Linked DNA regions of Mus musculus: regions 1 and 3 are each linked to region 2. Evidence: chromatin loops called from intact Hi-C (ENCODE). Cell type or tissue: left cerebral cortex. All regions are shown on one strand.

Region 1 (2,500 bases), 400 kb before region 2:
AAGTTAGAGAACATAAAAATTAAGAGAGTCTCTTGATTGAAGTCAGCTATTAAGAGTGTGAGGAATCAAGTCACAGACTGGAAGAAAATTTTCTCAAAACACATTGGCCAACAAATAATGAGGACCCAGATTACATAAAGAACTCCTACAGATCAGTGTAAAGAGGGCATACAACTCAGCAAGAGATTGGAGAAAAATAGACAGATGGATACATGACAAAAAAGGAGATCCAAACAGCTGACAAGCACATGAGACATTGTCCCAAACTGTTACTCAACAGACCATGGAATGCAGTCTTCAAGGAGCTGTTACTTTCCACGTGTTAGAGTGGTTGCTTGCTAAACCAACAAACAGCAAACAGTCCAGCATCAGTCACAGGGGTTGGAAGGCGCATAGCAACTGGGTTCTCCTTCCCTACTGTTGAGCATCACCTAAGCTGGCCATAGAGGGTTAGGTAGGAGGGTTGTTTCTGTCCAGCTGGGGCAACATAGTAAGAGCTTGTCAGGAACAAAAGTGTAAATGTTAACCAGTTTGAAGAGCTAGTGATTTTTTGTTTGTTTTTGCTTTTACTAGAGAATGTAAGTACTTTGCAGTCCTCATATGAGACACACACGAACTGTGGAATAGATGCACCCAAAAGGTGCCCCAGAGTGGTCCCAGCGGCACCTTTCACCAGAGCCCCAAAGGCTCACAGAAAAATTAGAACTAAGATATAACTATCCATTATTGTGTTCTTAGAATACCATAATGAGAAGCAGCAAACTCCTTCTTTATGTAGAAATGTGAGAGATCCACAGATGTGATGTTGTACATAGTAAATTATTCCGTGGTGTAGCAGAAATTAATGATGAAGTCAGAGTAATGGACAGCTTTAGGAAAGAATAGTGGCTAGCTTTATAGCTGAGGGTGTGCTAGTGGCTAGCGTTGTGGAAATACCAATACCGAGGGTGTGCAAAGCAGGCTTTGGGGATTCCAACTGTATTTTGCACCTTGATTTGCAGGCAGCTACACAGTTTTGTTCATTTTGTATATAGTTCATCAAGGTTTCTAAGTTTGTGTCTGTATGTTATATCTCTACAAGGTAAAGATTAAGCATATTGTAGTTAACCTGAAAACTTAATAATAAAACAGTGTGGTATATTTGATCAAATAATAAAGAATTACACAGTTCTTGTTTCCTCTTTTCTCCAACAGCAAAAACTTGGAACTTATTTACTTTTTGGTTGTAGTCACTGCATTACTTTAGGTACTTTATTTTCTTCTTTCTTCTATGGCTTTGCCTTTTAAAGTTTTCAATCACCATATGTGTATGCCACTTCAAATTCTTTTGTGTATAAATTATTGGCAAAATCTATAAGATATTATTTTAGCTATTTCTATTTTTTTTATTCTGGAAAAACAAACAAACAAACAAAAAGAACAAGCAAAAGACAAAAACCAAACCAGGGTAGTAGATTTTTCCTCTTTGTGATTAAATGAAACTGACCAAAATGTACACCAGGTGGAGACAAAAACCAAAGATCTGTTCTGCCCTTGACGGACATAGAACATCACCACCACCAAGGGCCGCCTTTGCCCATTGCCAGGGAGTTAACATTGTAAGCTTAATTCTTCACATTTAGGACAGGTTTCAAGAACTCTTACCCATTGGTTTAGGTTTTGAATAACAAGTAAGTAACAGGGTGCTCTGTGCTATATTGCTTCAGAGAAGTGGATTCTGTACTCACTCCAGCATCTCCTCTCAATTCCTACAGCCCTAAATTATTTTCAAAGCCAACCAATCATTCTTGTAAGTAGCCATCATTTCAAATTTATTGAATGTTTCCAGTTGGATTAAATTAAGGGGTAATTGGCTTTATTTCCTTGTCTGTAAGTTATTGGAGAAGCTGCTCCTTATAAGGGCTTGCTTGGGATTTTAAAATTCCAATGACTTTTAACATGCAATTATTGATAACTTGCAATATCTCAAAGGATCCCCAAGAAAATGTACTTCCTAGAATTTGGGTAAGAGGTCATTATGTGTTCCTATGTGCTATAAAAAAAATAAGAGGATAAAATTAGTTATTCCTGGATATCTACCTTCAAAAATTATCTTCACTGAAACTGAGTGTAGTGGTCCAGACCTGTAATTCCAAAACTCTGTAGGCTGAAGCAGGAGACCATGAAGTCAAGCCAACCTGGGCTATCAGGTGAGTCTGTTCTGCAAAACCACTAAAAGAAATCAATGTAGTTGCAATATATTTTCTGTGCAAAGAACAATATTCTGCTCAAAGGACTGTGGCAGCAAAAAAATTTTTGAGAGTCACGCCTGCCTAAATACCACCCATAGTCAACAGGTAGAAAGTTCCAACCAACCACAAGATGACTTGTCTAGCCATTCTGCAATCCGGCCATTGTCCATGTCACTAAACAAATCTGGGATTTGTCTTTCTGTCTATAAATGGGTTTTCTCCCCAGAGGAACAATCATTTCAAGAAAAATAAGTCAAGTAGTTATCAGT
Region 2 (2,500 bases):
GCCGAACGAGAGAGAGAGAGAGAGAGAGAGAGAGAGAGAGAGAGAGAGAGGAATCAAAGTTGGTTTGCATCTTGGTTTAGTTCCTCCTCGTGGATGACAACCCTAATCTCCTCTTCCTTGGGTCCCATTTTTATTTTGCTGCTTGAGCTCAGTTTTGGCCCTTGCATTATTAACAAGCTGATTGCCTTTGTAAAAGATAGGATAAGTGCTGTGCAGCTGGTGGTTTTAAGGCAATCCAAAGATCAGGAGAGGAAGAATATGAGCTAGCAGAGTCTTATTACCAGGAAAGAAGAGCTCCGTGATTGGAGCTCAAACAAGAAAGTGGGGGGAAGGATAAGACTAAGCAACTCCTACCCAACCCTGAGATGGCTCCAGGAAAGGGCATTAGGCCCCAAGGGAGAGTTTCATGTCCCAGGCCCAGGACAATTTCCCAAAAATCTGATAAAATAATTCTTAGAAAAAACATAAAATACACTGGCCAAAGGCCACCTGGGCCCTCTGGGGAAGGAAGGTACTCTCCAAGGATGATTGCTGTCACTGCAATCTGCCCCCTAAAGAAATGTCTAAAAGGTGCTTGTAATTTAGAATCAGGATAGCCTCTGGTCTCTTGCTTGAGAGACTGCTGAAGGTCGATCCTGATGAGCCGGAAAAATAAACCTCTTGCTTTTGCATCAATCTGAGTCTCCTTGTCTCACTCGGGGAGTCCTGGCAGGTAAAGACCCTCCCAGGGCTTTACAGAAGCCGGTTCCATGGATGGGGAACTAAAGGGCCAGCGCCAAAATGACATCTCTGCACCTTGGCACATGTTGGGCTTGTAAATACCAAACATCTATTTCTGTGAGCAGGACGTTTGGGATAAGGACTTTTTTGTATTTTTCCTCCTCCAAGCACAGCACCCAGTGCTCTATTCCTCATTCATCTCAAAAACAAACTGATGCTCTAAGGAGCATGCAGGGACCAGAGATCACTTCTGGGCTGGGGGAATCCCTGGTGCACAATGCTCACCTAGCCTGTGTGGGGTCGGTGTGAGATCTGGGAAATCCATCATCAGTACGGCAGCCCTGGGTCCTGCTGAGGACCCTCTGGCTTGCAGACTGACTCCTTTCTCCATGCTGGAATGCCACTCATTCCAGAGCCTTGCCACCACCCTCCCTGTCTTGTAGACCCAGCGACTCATCCCAGAATTGCCCTCACTAACATACTGCAAAGCATGTCCAGAGTCTCTGGGTCTCCCCGACCGTAATACATTCCTCTATACACTCCTAGACACGTTTGATTGCTATTATTATTATTAATGATAAGCATTATCCCTATACCCAAACTGAGCCTAAACTTTAGTAACAGTTTCTCAAGAACCCCTGCAAGGTAGTGGGTTCACCTGTGAGCTCCCTGGAAACAGAGATATAGTTCTCAAACATGGCTATAATTAGTAAAATCTAAACTTAAGTAAGGATCTGCGCTCTGTCACTCTGTCCCACCCCCACTCCTGTCCTTCTATGGTTGCACAAGACCTGGGCTCCCTCTAATGGTCATATTTGGTTGTGAATGCATTTCTCATAACTATCCAGAAGTCTGGTGGGATCCACCTAACAGGACAGAGCCTCTCAGAGCAAAGCTCCTTTGACTTCATGGAAAATAGAGCTTAAAAAGGCAACAAGCATTCCAAATTCCTCTTGATTGATCTTTGGAAAAGAAGATAAATGAAAGTGTGTGTGTGTGTGTGTGTGTGTGTGTGTGTGTGTGTGTGTGTGTGTGACAGGTGTGTACATTAAGGTCAGAAGACAACCTCTGGTATCTCTTTAGGAAGCAGCCACCTTTCTTGAAATAGGAGCACTCACTGACCTGGACCTCTGGACCTCACCTATTGATCTAGGCTAGGCCCTTGAGCATCAGGTATCTCGTCTCCTCTCCTCCAGTCCTGGAATTATTAGAATATACCACCATATCCAGATTTTAAAAGAAAAACAAAATAAAAAACATTCACCCAAGAAATTGAACTCAGCACCACATTATCAACTAATTTCCCAGCATCAAAGTAAAATCTACATCTGAGGGGAAATGCGATTTTAGAACCCTTGTTAGAAAGGCTGAGGTGATGAACTCTTCATACTTGATCCAGAAGAGCAGCCGAGTTACAAATAAACTTTAAGGCCCTAGGACACTCACTAGGAGTTGGAAGAACCACTCATCTAACCCTATGATGCACTGGACCATCAGTCAGATTCCTTTACACAACCCACCCCAGCTCAATTCCAGCCAGGAGGAAAGTAGACAAGTGGCTCATGGGCAAGCTGGAGAGAACCATTCCTCTGTCCTTACTATATTACAGTCTTCACTTCCTACTTGACTGCACAGCTCATGAAAAACAGATGCAAACCATGTGTGATCTGTGCTTGGAATCTCAAACAACAAAACAGCTATTTCTGAAGTCTTGCTTCTGCAGCATTGATTCTGAAGACAATCCAGCAGGTTCAGTTGGTTTATTAGTAAGTTTCTCAGA
Region 3 (2,500 bases), 150 kb before region 2:
AGGAAAGGATGGAGCCAGAAGATTCAGAGCATCGTGCAAGAGGCAAAGCTCTGCCTGGGTCTAGATGTCACAGTGGTACTCTGCCCTTGTCTGAGAGCACTTCAGTACTGCAGACCAGACAAAGTTCTCCTGTGAAGCACCCTGACACTGGGAGCCACACTGTTACCTCTGCTGCCATTCCCTTTGGCTGCAGACTGTGAGAAGAGTGTGTAGATTAATGGGTAAGTGGTTACTGGTATAGAACTATATTTGGCTTTGGCTTGACAATATATGGTGTCACAGTTAGCCAACCTGACCTAGTGTTGTGGTCCTCAGACCAGTGGCTTCTCTCTCATTCCTGAAGCTGCCAGAGTCCCTGTAATGGCTAGCTTTGTCAACTTGACACAACTTAGAATCATCTAGGAGTCTCACTGAGAGACCATGTACATTGATTCGACCCAGGGCATGGTTGTGGGAAACTGCCCTAAGACAATCGATGTGGGAAAGCTAGCCCACTGTGAGAAGCACCATTCCCTAGGTGGGGCTGGGGTCCTAAACTGCACGAGAGTGGAAAGATCAAGCTGGGTACAAGCAAGCAATGACCACGTTGTATTCATTCCTCTCTGCCCTCGTCCGTGGATGCGATGTGGCTGTTTCAGGTTCTGTTGCCTTGACTTCCCCATAGTCAGATGTATAGACGAAGACATGGGCTATAACCTGCAGCTGACATTAGCTACTTCTCCTGTAAGCGGAATTTGTCAAGGTGTTCTATCACAGCAACAGAAATGAACTAAGCCAGACATGGAATTGCAGGTCTGAGTCGACATCCCCACAATGGCACACTGGTGTGCAGGCTCACACTGTCTGAGCAACAGCAGTCTAGTCTGGTGGCGCCCACTCAGGGATCCAAGCCTGCCCAGAATCTTGAAGGATTCTGAGAACACCACTTTCCTGGCACTAACCCCAATGTTAAAAGTTCTACTCTAGCAAGTGTGGGTGGGGTTCATTCCCGGGTTTGTACATATTCCAGGTAATGCCAGAGGTTTCCAGTGAATCCTCCAAGTCTCTATGACTCTGCTTTAGAAAAATATTTTGCCCACTTTGTTAAGTATTTTCTATTCTTTCCCGTTTTCTTTTAAGTGCTCTGTTTCAGAGAAATCTGATTAATCTTTGTCCATGATGAGCTGAACGAGACTAGAGAACAGAGTTCAAGCAGTCTTAGAGCGCCCTCTGCTGGTATCCTGGATGCACTCACTTGCCCAGCAAAAAATACCTGCTCTTAGTGCCAGGGGTAGCCATCAGCTGTGAAAAAAGCAGGGGTAGGAGTCCAGAGGAAGGGATAAGAGAAGGTCAGCCTAGTCAACAGGGAGAATTGACAATGCCAGTCCATGGTGACAGACACTTGAACATTACCCTGAAGAATGTCTCTGGAGTTTAGCTGGCACTGAATTGAGACATGCTTACACACACCCTGAACCCCTAGTCCCTTGAGAGCCATGCCTGGTGGACACACAAGCTAGGCGGCTGCCAAGAGCTGAGGAATGGGAGTTTAGTGGACACTGAGCTTTGTCTGGGAGGTCGGAGCTCAGTGGATGGATATGCAGAGGACTGTAAGCTGAACAACAGGAATTAAGCACGATTAGTCACTCAAAAAAGTGACTTAAAAAGACTGTTCTGAGGAAAGGGGTTTTGTAATCTGAAAATTCTCCCATTTCTTCTATTTAAAGCTATATAAGATCATCCTATTGCATTGTTATTTAACATGTAAATTGTACCACTATAACATATGTTTACTGTTTTTTTAAGTTTTAGATTAAACATATTTCTATATTTTATTTTTACAAGGCAAAAAACTGAAAAACATTCCGTGTGGGAATATAGCAGCTATGATTACTGATTTGTGCCCAACTCCAAAGCCACAGCTTTATGTCCAGTTGGCATGGGCTACTTCTCTAGTTAGGGAACAATCTTGGAAAAGTATATATTTTAGATTTACCTAATTTTTAATTATGTCTATGTGTGTGAGAGTGTGTGTATTAGGTATGTGTGGGGGTCGGATCCCCTGGAACAGGAGGTACAGGCAGGGGTGGATGCTAAAACTAAGAGCCTCAGAGACCAAGGTCCTCTGCAGACCAGAGCCTGCTCTTAAACAGTGAGCCATCTTGACTGTAAGCCCTGCTCATTTCCGGGACTCTCACAATCAAATCCCACACACTGCAAGGCCGTGGACAATGAGTCTTTTCTCTGACTGTTCTGTAGGCCAGTCCTACAGAACTCCCTCCGAAGGCCCTGGGGAGGCCACCTCCCCCACAAGTGTCCCCACATTCTCTCCCCTTGACGTGTGTCTATGTGCAATTTTTCTCCTCGTAAGAGGACACCATCAGCTCCAGGGTTGGTCCTCATAACTCACGACTGAATCTCTAACAAACTGTTCAACTCAAGTCATACTCTCAGTATACAGGGTTAAGATGGCAACATAATCTTGGGTGACAAAATTCAACCCCTGCCACCACACCCATGT

The links. A loop is a pair of places that touch in the nucleus more often than their neighbours do. Peaks named below come from ENCODE experiments on the same cell type or tissue, not always from the same donor. Only the 100,000 strongest peaks of a DNase experiment are listed, where the experiment ranks them.
Region 1: a loop joins it to region 2, with 3 times the contacts of the local background. A loop is called at or near these places in 4 of 42 quality-filtered maps.
Region 3: it touches region 2 in a loop (2.6-fold over the local background); 6 of 42 quality-filtered maps call a loop at or near these places.

The regions. Positions count from the first base shown.
Region 1 is chr9:14,772,500-14,774,999 of GRCm38, forward strand. No RefSeq gene overlaps it. Among named protein-coding and RNA genes, the nearest start is that of 1700012B09Rik, 2.7 kb to the left of the region's middle. In left cerebral cortex, a CTCF peak has its summit at 1,489 (motif pointing right); a DNase peak (open chromatin) is centred at 1,567.
Region 2 is chr9:15,168,396-15,170,895 of GRCm38, forward strand. No RefSeq gene overlaps it. Among named protein-coding and RNA genes, the nearest start is that of Hephl1, 58 kb to the left of the region's middle. In left cerebral cortex, a CTCF peak has its summit at 1,527 (motif pointing left); a DNase peak (open chromatin) is centred at 1,525.
Region 3 is chr9:15,014,531-15,017,030 of GRCm38, forward strand. All of the region lies in intron 2 of Panx1 (pannexin 1), which reads right to left. Among named protein-coding and RNA genes, the nearest start is that of Panx1, 30 kb to the right of the region's middle. In left cerebral cortex, a CTCF peak has its summit at 1,210 (motif pointing left); DNase peaks (open chromatin) are centred at 899 and 1,199.